2 separate regions of the Homo sapiens genome follow, and region 1 is linked to region 2. The links are chromatin contacts, found by Hi-C or POLR2A ChIA-PET in ENCODE. All regions are on one chromosome and are shown on one strand. The core of a region is the stretch at or near the end of the contact, and the rest is flanking DNA. Distances in the headings are between cores, read along the strand shown. Region 1 has its middle 5.6 kb from the start of LINCMD1. Region 2 holds the start of TRAM2-AS1 (TRAM2 antisense RNA 1).

What was found. A loop is a pair of places that touch in the nucleus more often than their neighbours do. ChIA-PET counts read pairs that join two places held with the same protein, here RNA polymerase II (POLR2A). Pooled maps may share reads with other maps.
Region 1: a pooled map shows a loop between it and region 2 (6-fold over the local background). The contact joins the enhancer-like site here to the promoter of TRAM2-AS1 in region 2. A Hi-C loop is called at or near these places in 4 of 37 single-sample maps with no recorded cell type and 12 of 50 pooled maps. POLR2A ChIA-PET finds 5 or more read pairs at or near these places in 2 of 52 experiments (B cell and H1).

Annotation. Positions count from the first base shown.
Region 1 is chr6:52,153,838-52,159,489 of GRCh38, reverse strand. No RefSeq gene overlaps it. Among named protein-coding and RNA genes, the nearest start is that of LINCMD1, 5.6 kb to the right of the region's middle. RefSeq lists an enhancer at 3,050-3,099. Within about 2 kb of position 3,354, at least 3 of the 41 ENCODE cell types and tissues checked have a DNase peak (open chromatin) inside an H3K27ac peak, as active enhancers do.
Region 2 is chr6:52,573,296-52,578,451 of GRCh38, reverse strand. TRAM2-AS1 (TRAM2 antisense RNA 1) reads right to left here and starts at 1,250. Exons shown (of 3, transcript NR_103446.1): 1 at 59-1,250. It overlaps TRAM2 (translocation associated membrane protein 2), which reads left to right and starts at 1,392. Exons shown (of 11, transcript NM_012288.4): 1 at 1,392-1,656. The coding sequence starts at 1,537. RefSeq lists silencers at 820-1,679, 3,537-3,586 and enhancers at 3,937-3,986, 4,588-5,116.

The DNA of each region.
Region 1 (5,652 bases), core at 2,105-4,604, 420 kb after region 2:
TAGATTATCTGTTGATTCTGTTGGTATTTATTTGTGGGATAATCATACCATCTACAAACAATGGTAGTTTTATATCTTCCTTTCCAATGTTTAAACCTCTTTTCTCCTTTTCTCCCCTACCCAATACTGTTTGAGACTTCTAATTCCATGTTTGAAACAGTAGTGGGTGTGTGTGTGTTGGGGGGGATTATTTACGTTGTTCCTGATCTTAAAGAAAATGCATCAAAGTTTCTCTATGAAGTGTTGTTTGCTCCTAATTTCTGGTGTATAACTTTTACCAACTTGAAATATCAACTTAGTTTGTTAAGAGTTGTTTTAAAAGTTATAAATAGTTGATGAAATTTATCAGATGCCTTTTCTGCACCTATTGAAATAATGAGATGATTTTGCTCTTTTAATCTATTGGTGTGGTAGATTAACAGATTTTAAAAATGAACTATTGTATTTCTTGAGGGAGGAAGTCTTCTTGATCATGATATGTTATTATCTATTACTCTTTGGATTTGATCAGCAAGTATTCTACCCAGGGTGATCACATTCATATTCAAAACTACGAATGAGAGAAAAATCTTCTTGTTTGTATAGTTTGTAAATGGTTTCAGAATGAAGATTACACTAGTCTCCTAAAATGGATTGGGTAGCGTTTTCTCTTTTTCTATTTTCTGGACAATCTTTAAAGTGAGTATTAACTCTGTTTTGGTAGCTTTCACCTGTAGAGGGCTCTTGGTAGTTTTAGATTACCATTTATGTTCATTCAATATTCTTGTTTTATTATTATATTTATAACAAATACATTTATAAGAAAAACATATTAATAAGAAGAATATGGTCCTTGGAAATTTTTATGATCATTTGGCCTGCTGGCTACTAGTGCATTCTCTTGTTTCTTTTCTTGGCCATCCATTGAGGCATTTTTTTGGGGTACATTTAGCACCATTTTGTAATTTTTTTAAAAATAAAAACAACCCTAAGAAGTAGTCCCTTTTTGATAAACCTTTGAAGTAAATAATTTCACTGATGACAACACATGTTTTAGTAGCACTGATATGTTAGTATGAGGTGAATGGTGAGTTTTGTCACTTGGATTCCAGTGAGGGAACTGACCCATGAGACAAAAGCTCAAACTCTGATGGGCCCTGACTCTTTGAAGAAGTGTTTTTCAGCATGTCTCTATCTAACAACCAACCAAATATAGATGATTCAGTAAGCAATATCATAAAGACTGAAATGGTAAGCTACTTAGTTGGTTGAACATTTTTGTATTTCCTCCTTGCCTTGGCTGCCAGGAAGCTCATGGCTAGGTTTAATGCCTGACAGCAGTGACCATCTTTTCCCAAGTTCTGGGTTCTTCTCTCATGTACTTATTTCAGACCATACTCTGACTCTCTGTTATTAAGAGCTCTAAAATCTTTGAGACTATCTAAATCTCAAGTACCTGATTGTAGCATTTGATTTTGCCAGCTCATCATCTTCAACATGGAGATAAAGACAGCCATCTGCTAGGTTTTTATCAGGATTAAATGAAATGGTGAATGAAATGAGAACCTTAAAGCTGAGAGGCAGATGCAGGGCAGCGTGTTGGGACTCACTCACTTCCTAAATGACTCACTTCTACACAACAGCCTCAGAGGGAGCACAGATTTCTGTTTTAGTTAAATTATAAATGACTACGTCATGGGCTTTTGGAGTCACTGATGAAGAGTCAAAACTGTAATACCAAGTGTCTACAGTCTGTGTTCTTTGGGGGAAGTAGGAGTGGCATAAATGATGACCAACACATGCTGGGTGAGTTCCGTGGAAATAGGGTGCTCTACACAGGCTCCAGCTCATGGTCATGTCAGCTCTCCCGGATGCTCTTGGCTTTTTCCTAGTCTGGTTTTATTTACCTCCCCCTACTCCCACCTAAAGCTGATGCAGAGGGAAGTTTGTTGGCTCAGTTCCTCCACTATTTTAGCAGTTTGAAGCTTGGCAGCTCTGGCTGGAAGGACTCAGCGACATTCTTGCAAATGATTGAGGGACTGGGCTAGGTGGGGTCCCTGGGACTGAGGGAACCAAGGCTCCCTCCTGAGGGTGATGCTCAGAGATTCGGCCCAGTCTGATGATATTGTGACTCGTTATGATGTACACAATGAAGGCAGGGCCTCCCAGGGAGACCCAATGAGATGGAGGCAGGGAGGGACAAAGAGAAGTGAGAGAGGAAAATAAGATAACAAAGAGACATACTTGAAACTAGTAACACACAGAGAATTTTTTTAGTGTTTACACTCTCCACTGGGTTTTTGTGTTCTAAATGTTTGCCTCTTGATAATTCTTCAAGCCAATTCCCCTTGGGACTGTTTTGGATTCCTTTTTCTTCATTGAAAAGCATTCTGTGGATTAAATAAAAAGATGCTACTTGCCAACATGCAACTAGTTTTTTGGAAAATATACGGTTCAGGAATGCAGTATTTGCTTTCGGTATTTTTAATAAAACCTTTCTTTTTCCACCATACTCTCCTCCATCCTTCTTTCTCCACTCTTTTTCACCCCCTCTCATACCCTCATGCCCCAGCACACTCAATCCTTGCACATGTATGTGTGGTGATGAATAAAACACAATGATGAGCTTCAGTAGAGAGTGCCGAGAAGTGCCATTTGCCACTTGGAAATGCCGGGAGCCAGAGGAATGTCTGTAATATAAGAAGCTTATTTTTAAAAGGACTCCTTTTCTCTTTCCTTCTCTGGATTTTCTTTCTTTACCCTACACGTGTGTGTGTGTGTGTGTGTGTGTGTGTGTGTTTGCAGGCAGGGTGAGTGCTGTCCACTGCCACAGGCAGGGAAGAGAGCTTTTCTCCATTGTAAATGAAAGTGCTTTATTTTTGTGGGTGCCCCTTGCTGCTGTGGGACATTCCAGTTTGGGTAAGTCAGGTAGAACAGTGGGTCACTCGGGCCAACACGTTTTACTGAGTGTCCTTGGTTAGGGAGGTTGAAGCCCAGGAAAAGCTGGTCAACAGGTGGTTGTTTTATTGGGGTGGCATTTTTCCAGTTCTCCAAGGTGCCCACAGTTGCTGGTTCTGGAAGAGGATGTGGAATGACGGGGGCTGGGGGAAGTGGGAAGAGGAGACAGAGGCCATGAGGGCTTTCACATATGCGAAACAGCTGAGCCAAGCAGGGTCAAGCAGTTACAAGGGCATTGTTGTGAGCTTAGGCCACTGGGTGGAATCTCTCTGACCAATGGTCCTTCACCACAAAGCCCACAAAGGCAGGAAATGTGCACATTACTTAGAGGATGCCACTGGTCACAATTTGATTGCCCTCTAAGGGCTGTCAAACACCACTGAAACCTGTTCCTCCAGGCACTTCCTGAGTACCTGCGGTTTTGTGTGTGATGACTGAAGGGATATTTTTAAAAGCCATTGTAATGTTGCTACTGGTCTATTTCAATGAGAACTGAAAAAGGAGGCATGGGTCTTTAGCTTTTTTTATAAAAAGCAAGCTCAGGTAATCTGCCCACACTACCTTCACTGCATGCCTCCTCTGCAACCAACCCCAGAGAGGCAGGTAAAAATTTGGGATTGGAGGAAGTCTGGGGATGGAGTGAGATCTGCGGTGCATTGAGGCTCAGAGAGAGGTAATGTGGCCATATATGTAACTTGATAATAAGGAAAAGTTGAAAAGTTAGTGGTTTGTTTTTAAAAAGACATGAAATGCGTGTAAATGTCCAAATCACTGGGGTCCAAACAGCTGTGTCAAAATGGCCACAATAAAATTTTAGATACTCGGGCTAATATGAGCAAAGAGAGGGAAATTTTAAATAGCAACATTAAAGATACATGAAGTTTTTTATTCTCTCACATAGACTTTTTTTCCCCCTCTTGGAGTTATGAGAAAACAGAAACGATTCTGTCTTTTGGACTAACTGGAAGACAAGCCTGTTGTGATGGTTAATGTGTCAACGTGACTGGCTACAGAGTGCACCGATGTTTGGTCAAGTGTTAATCTGGGTGTTTCTGAGAGGGATGAGATGAATGTTTAAATTGGTGGACTGAGTAATGCAGATTGCCCTCATAATGTGGGTGGGCCTCATCCAGTAAAATTAAGGCCCAAACAGGTAAAAAATGTTGATGCTCCCCTGAGTAAGAGAAAATTCGTCCTGCTTGACTAACGTTGGGCTGGAATTACATCATTGGATCTCCTGGGTCTTCAGCTTCCTGCAGATTTTGGGACTTGTCAGCTTCCGTAGTCACATGAGCCAATTCCCTGCAATAAATCTGTTTCTGTTTCTCTGTCTCTCCGTGTGTGTGTGTGTGTGTGTGTGTGTGTGTGTGTGTATGCACATATATGTGAATATGTACTTATATATTCATATATATTGGTTCTGTTTCTATCTATAAAATAATTTACATTTTTTGTGAAGAGACTATTAGGTTGGTGCAAAAGTAATTGTAACTGCAACAATGCAATTACTTTTGCACCAACCTAATACCTGGGTGTGGTCCGGTGAGTCAAGCTGTGGAATGTCAGGAAATTTGGCTGTGAGTACATCGGCTTCTGTATCTTGGAAGTGTGGTTTCATAAGTGTAATTCCTGTTTATAATACTTTTTTCTATTAAGAGAACAATAATTCCTGATATTTTGGTTGAAAACTCTAAGTACCTGAGACCCACTTATTGGCCTTCTATGAAGAAAGAACTGAAAATTATTTTGGGGTGGATGAAAATGCAGCTATTCTTAGTTTCCCCAGAGGAAAATTCAAGAGGAAATGGGTTTACACAGCAGTAGGGGGGGGTTTATGTGGGGCATAAAGGAGCGTGTTCAGGACAAGGTTCTGTCAAGAATGTGCATGGAGCATGTTTCCTTGGCATACAGGATGGTCAGAGCAGGGACCACACGGGGTCTTGGATGACATAGTGTCTAAGGTGACCCCACCGACCCTTCCCCCAGCTCTCCCTGTCTGTAGGGATTTAGGGGGACACTGAATGGTGATTTAGTGAATGGTGAGTTAGGGTAAAACTCAGCCTTGTTTTTGAAAGAGCCATTAGGTGAAGGAATGGCCAGATGTACAGCAAGGATGGTGAGATCTGATTCACAGCAGGCTGCCAAACTTCATCTGCCATAGTGACCTGTGTTCTCTCCTTACATATTTTTATTGTTTTAAATTTGGATAGCCCTGACAGTTGGAAATTGGGAGTGGGGCAGGGGATTACTATTTTACATTATAAGCTTTAAAAATTTAAACCTTGTACATGTATAGCTTTGGGAAAAATAAAAAGACATAAAAATAAAAAATCTCTGTGGCTTACTTTTTGTTACAAGTAATACATGCTAGCTGGGAAAAATTTAGAAAATTCAGAGAGGCCGTCCTCCAAAAATCCATTGTCTAGAAATATTTACTCTTGGACCTTTGGTCTAGATTCTTCCATATTTTTCTTAACATATACATACATGTATTTTTCTTAAAAACAGAAATGGATTGTGTTAGTTTCCCTTTGTGAGTTAACAATATGTCTCCAGAGTGTCAAAGGGTATATATTTGATGCTATATGAGTTAGGGCACTTTTGTTTGCAAATGATGTAATTTCAGTGTTAAGTGCCTTAGGTAAAAAGGAATACAGAATATAGGAACTGGGCCTTGGGAACAACCACGTCCAGGACTGAAATACCTCTGGGGCT
Region 2 (5,156 bases), core at 1-2,500:
GGGTAACTTAAATTCAACCATCTAAACCTATAAAGAAACCAATTGTATAAAGTTCAACCTCATAGGTGTGGCCGCACGTTGCAAATTTGAACACATCTTCACAGGTGGAAAGTCGAGGTGCTTCAGAGTTCTTGATCTTTCTGTTCCTCACAAGACGAAGGTTCAACTTTGAGAAAGGTCAGCCTTGAAGTTAAATGAGGTTTAGTCCAATCTAGGCATTACTTTGTCATTTCCTTGAGAGTCAGATAAGGGAATTACAGACCCAAGACTGTATTTTAAGTAAGGTGGAGTGCAGATTGAGGAAGTAAAATTTCTCTAGGAACTCCATCCTGTCTCAATTACATTCCACCGCGTGCCACTTTTAAAAAACCATATTTATTTAGAAGTGAAATAACTGTGGACCTAATAAAAAATGGAATAGGAATTAGTTTTTTTTGTTCATTACGTATTTCTGCACATCTAGAAAGTAACTGACTGCTTCATTACTGGTAGGATTAAATCCAATATTTGCGAATATAATTTATTAAGAACACCTTTTGTCCTTCCAGGAGTACTTTTAAGACTTAATATTAAATAGAAACTTTCAGTGAGAAAGTTCCTTCCTTTTTTGCTTCTTCTGTGTTTATTCTTCCACTTCTTCTGATTAATATGTAAGGTAGACTTTCGGTGAAATGTGTGTAGCTAATTAATGGTGGCATGAGGGTCCCAAAAATTACTGGGCAAAACTGCAATCATCCACCCTCTCCCCGCATTGGAGCGAAAGCTCCCCTAGGGCAGGGTCTTTCGGTTTGTTGATCTACCTGAACTGTGCCTAGCCCACTGCAAGTTCTCGATAAATACTTGAGTAATCTCCATTCACTGATCGTCCGTGCAGGGCGCTGTGGCCAGCCAGAAGGCCGGTTCGCGGCTTCCCTGCTTCCGCCGCACCCGCGCCGCCCTCAGCCCCCGGGGCCACAGCCCGCAACCCCGGGAGCATCCGGCTGCCCGGCCACCCCCGGGGCGCTCGCTGCCTCCGGGGCCTGCCCTTCCCGCGGAGGAAGGAGCGGAGCGAGGAGTGGGAAAGCTGGGCCCACTTCCTGTCCGGGCAGGCCTGGGCGCCCGCCTCCTCCGCGGCCTGCTTTCTCCACCGCGAGCGGCTGAGCCTCGGGCCCCGAGAATGCGGCCGGGCGCGGCGCTGGCGCGGGACGAGGAGGAGCCGAGCCCCGCTCGCCGCCCCCGTACGCCTCCGCCCCGGTAGCCCGCGCGTGCCCAGCGGCTAGAGGGTTAAGCCCGCGGGGGGCGGGGCCAGGCGCGCCGAGTGCGGGCCGCGGGCTGGGCGGGGGCTGGGCGGGGGCTGCGGCCGGGGGCGGTTACGGGCGGCCGGGGGCGGGCGGAGGAAGGGGGCGGGCCCCGAAGTTGTTCCGCGCTGGGCGGGCGAGCGGCTGTGGGAGAGCGGGCGGCGGGCCGGCGGGCGGACCGGGCCGGTGCTGGAGAAGTTTGCGCTGCGGTTCGTGAGCGCAGGGTGCGGGCCCCGCCGGCCGCTGCGCGCCCGCTGCCATGGCTTTCCGCAGGAGGACGAAAAGTTACCCGCTCTTCAGCCAGGAGTTCGTCATCCACAACCATGCGGACATCGGCTTCTGCCTGGTGCTCTGCGTCCTCATCGGGCTTATGTTCGAGGTGAGAGCCTGGGGAGGAGGGAGCTGGAGGGACAGTGCCCCCTGTCGTGCACCGCCCGGCACACCCCTGCAGGTCAGCGGGCCCTCCTCTGATCGGAGGCTCCTGGCTGCCGTGTACGTTATCTGCACCCCGGCTTTGTGCACTGTACCCCTCCGGCCTGTACCCCGGCCAGCCCAGACAGCACCCCCAGCTCCGCGCCGTGCCAGCCATGCCATGCTCTGCCGCCCCCTTGGGCACTCATCGTATCCTGCAGCTCTGTCTGCAGCCCTGAAACCCCAGCCTGGCCTCGAACCAACCGCCGCGCTGCCACCATGGCTTGACGCGTGGGGTTCCCTTTCTGGCGTCCAGGAGCCAAGCCCAGAGACTCCCAGACCCGCAGTCATTGCACAACCCCCTCTTGCCCCAAGGGGTGGCCACTAGCTCTTCTGGGCTTTTCCAGTGGGAGAGACCCAGAACCTTTTCCACTTCCTATGTGATTTTCTGGGTGTTTTGCATCTCAGCTCTGGAACGTGCTCGGATGTTCACGTGTGGCCCTGGCCCCATCCCAGCAGTGGCCTTCTGCTCTCGTCTCGCTCCCACTTTTTTGCTGTGCTCTAGAAGGCCAATTTTTGGATATCCTTTACCACTCCGTGAACTGTCCCTTTAGATCCATCTGCGGCGACCCAGAGCTTCACCCCCTTTACAGAGACAAGAAGAGAGACAGGGATACCCTCCACTTTTTGGGGAAAGTTGATTCTCTTATAGTGTAGGAGTGGGGGGCAGAGGATGGGGATCCCACCCCCAACAGCAATGTCCTGGTGTCGGCCTCCCAGGCAGGGAGTTGTAGAAAGCCAGCAAGGGGTCAGAATTCACAAGACTGATGGGAAGGATTCCCTACTCTTGCAGAGCAAGAAAAATGTGATATTCAAAAGTGGGAAGAACTGGAGGAAGCTTGGCATGGGTTTGTTGCGGTATATCTTGTCTCAGAAGTGAGATATGTGAGCGACATTCCCCTCACTCTCACCGTGGTCTCCTCTGGTTCCTGAGACTCCTTGTCCTCCCTTCTGCGTCAGCTTGCTTATTGCATTCTCACGGTTGGGTTAGGAAGCTGTGATCATTTACAAACTTCCTTGGAGATGGAGGATGGCTTGCCTGGCTAAATTTCCTTCCCTGTCCCTCTGTCTCGGGTTCCCTGTATCTCTACGAATGACAAGGGCCCTAATTGGCTGGCGAAGCTGCCCTCAAGCTGGGAACGTTCTTGTGGTGGCCAAGTCAGGGTTGGATGAATGAATGTGTCCGTGGCTGAGCTTTAGGGTCTGTAGGAAATAAACGGTGGTGCTAGGACTGGGGTCTCCACTCCACTTTTTGATAGTGCTCCTTTAGTTCAGTCCCTCTCTCCTTCCTCTCCCTCTCACAGCTCTCTCTAGTGGTATATTGGGTCGGGCTTGCTCCACCTTGTTCTGGGTTCTCCCCTGGAAGTGTGTGGTGTCACACAGAGTCATATCCGTGTGTCTCAGTCCCTGTTCTGTGACTAGTCTGACTGAAAACTGACTGCAGCCTCAGTTTCCCCATCATTAAAGACGTTCATAAAACTGGTCTTCGTCACAGGGTGGTTGTAAGGTTTAACTGAGATCATATCAGCAACAAAAGCCATAACATCTCCTACCAACATGAAAAAGTCTCTTGCGCCTGGAGCCCTGTGATTATTTATCATAATAATAGCTTAACAAAATAACAGAATTTCCTTTGCCCAGCGCATTCTCTGCTGTCTGTTTGCTGTCCTCCATTCTAAGAGGCCTCCAAGTGCGTGTCCCCAGCCTTGGAGGGTGTGGCTGGAAAGATACACGTGACAGCTGTAAACCTCAAAGCCACAGGCTGCAGCGACGAAGTTTCTCGCATAGCCTGTGGCTCTCTCCGTCATATTTCTAGCATTTGTTAGGGTTTGTGGCCCTCCCTGTTTTATCTTTGCTCAGAAAGGGCTGCCAGCATTTGAGTTTGGTACCTACCTCCTTCCCTGGGTCTCTAGTCTTATGGAAAGTCCTGTGCATTAAACCTGCCACTCTAAAAGTTGAAAGGTGTTAAGAGCTGTTACTTCCAGTATCTGGTGAAAGAGAAAGGCCCAAGACGAGAAAAACAACAAACAAAACTACTCTTCCTCCCCCTTAGGCTTGTATTGGGGAGTGTAGCAAGGCCCCTGGTTGAAATGCCTACAGGCCCCCTTTTCCTGCCAAGCCCATCACTTCTTCCCATAGCACCTTGAACCTACAGGACCTACAGGGCAGGTGTCTCCTTCTTTTGGAGGTACTTTGTGAGATCATCAGTCTGTGCTTCTCTGGGAGAAAGAGGGCTTTGCCCTAAGCCTCCAGTAAGAAGGTCTTGTGTTCTTCTGTGCTGGGCACATGGTGGGGGCCTCACTGTCTTTACCCACCGACTAACTAACTCTCCACAGAGATAAGTATTCCTGGGGGTGGGGAGGGGGAGTTTGGAACTGCTGCCTCTATCAAATGAGAGCAGAAGCGTCCTGGATACTGTAGGTACCACAGAGAAACAAATGTGGGCATCTTCACACTCAGAGTAAAGCCTGGGGAGACGCCTCATAACCAAGCACAGGACTGGCTGGATATCACTTAGGATCTTCTGGGTTTCTCTCTGGAAGTGTGTGGTGTGCATGTGTGGGTATGTAGGGATGCATATGGTGCGATGGTAGGTGCAACTGGGGACTCACCACCCTTTTCCTAGAAGTGACGGCAGGAAGAGGTGCAAGGGGAATGGGAGAAAGGGGTGAGAGGACATAGGCTTTTGGGGTTCTGACTTGGCCCTGGCTAGGATTCCTTCATTCGGAAGCTGAGCCAGGAAAACTCAATTATAATTCTTCCCACAAAGAGCGACTCTCTTGGCCATTCCTCCTTCTGGGGACCTCTGTCGTGCCTCTGCCAATGGGCTGGGTCCCTCTCCCCCATCAGCCCACGCGCCAGGCAGCCACAGCCCTTGTGTCTGCATTGCATCCCTGCGTTGCTCTTTCCCCCACTCACTGGTCACCTCTTCTGCATTCAGGGGGCTTCTGTTTCCCCGTTAGGGACCCCAGGGCTTTAGTTCTCTGTCCCCAGGGAGATGATGACTCTAAATTCTTTCCCTTGGGATAATTTCCTTTTGGGAACACATATGAAAGGCTGTCTCTCCCCTCACCACTCACCCCTATTGCTACCCCAATTTTGGTTTAGTGTTGAGCCATCCTGTTTCGAAGGCAGGGGGCAGCTTTTCCCCCCTGAACCCAGGTTTTCTCCCAGTCCTACAGGCTGCTTGGAATAGAGAAGCTGCTCTGTGCAGCCACAGCACTTGGCTAAAAAATGTCAGGAATGTGGAACTTTATTTTCCCCCTCCTTCCTTTCCACCGTTAAGTCTGCTTTTGGGAGAGGTGGCACAGGGGGAGTTTTCTACTCAACTCTTTGGTCCTTCAGTCCTGTCTTAGGTGGAGTCTGGCCTGACCATCAACCAGGGTGTGGACAGCTGGTTGGGGGGTA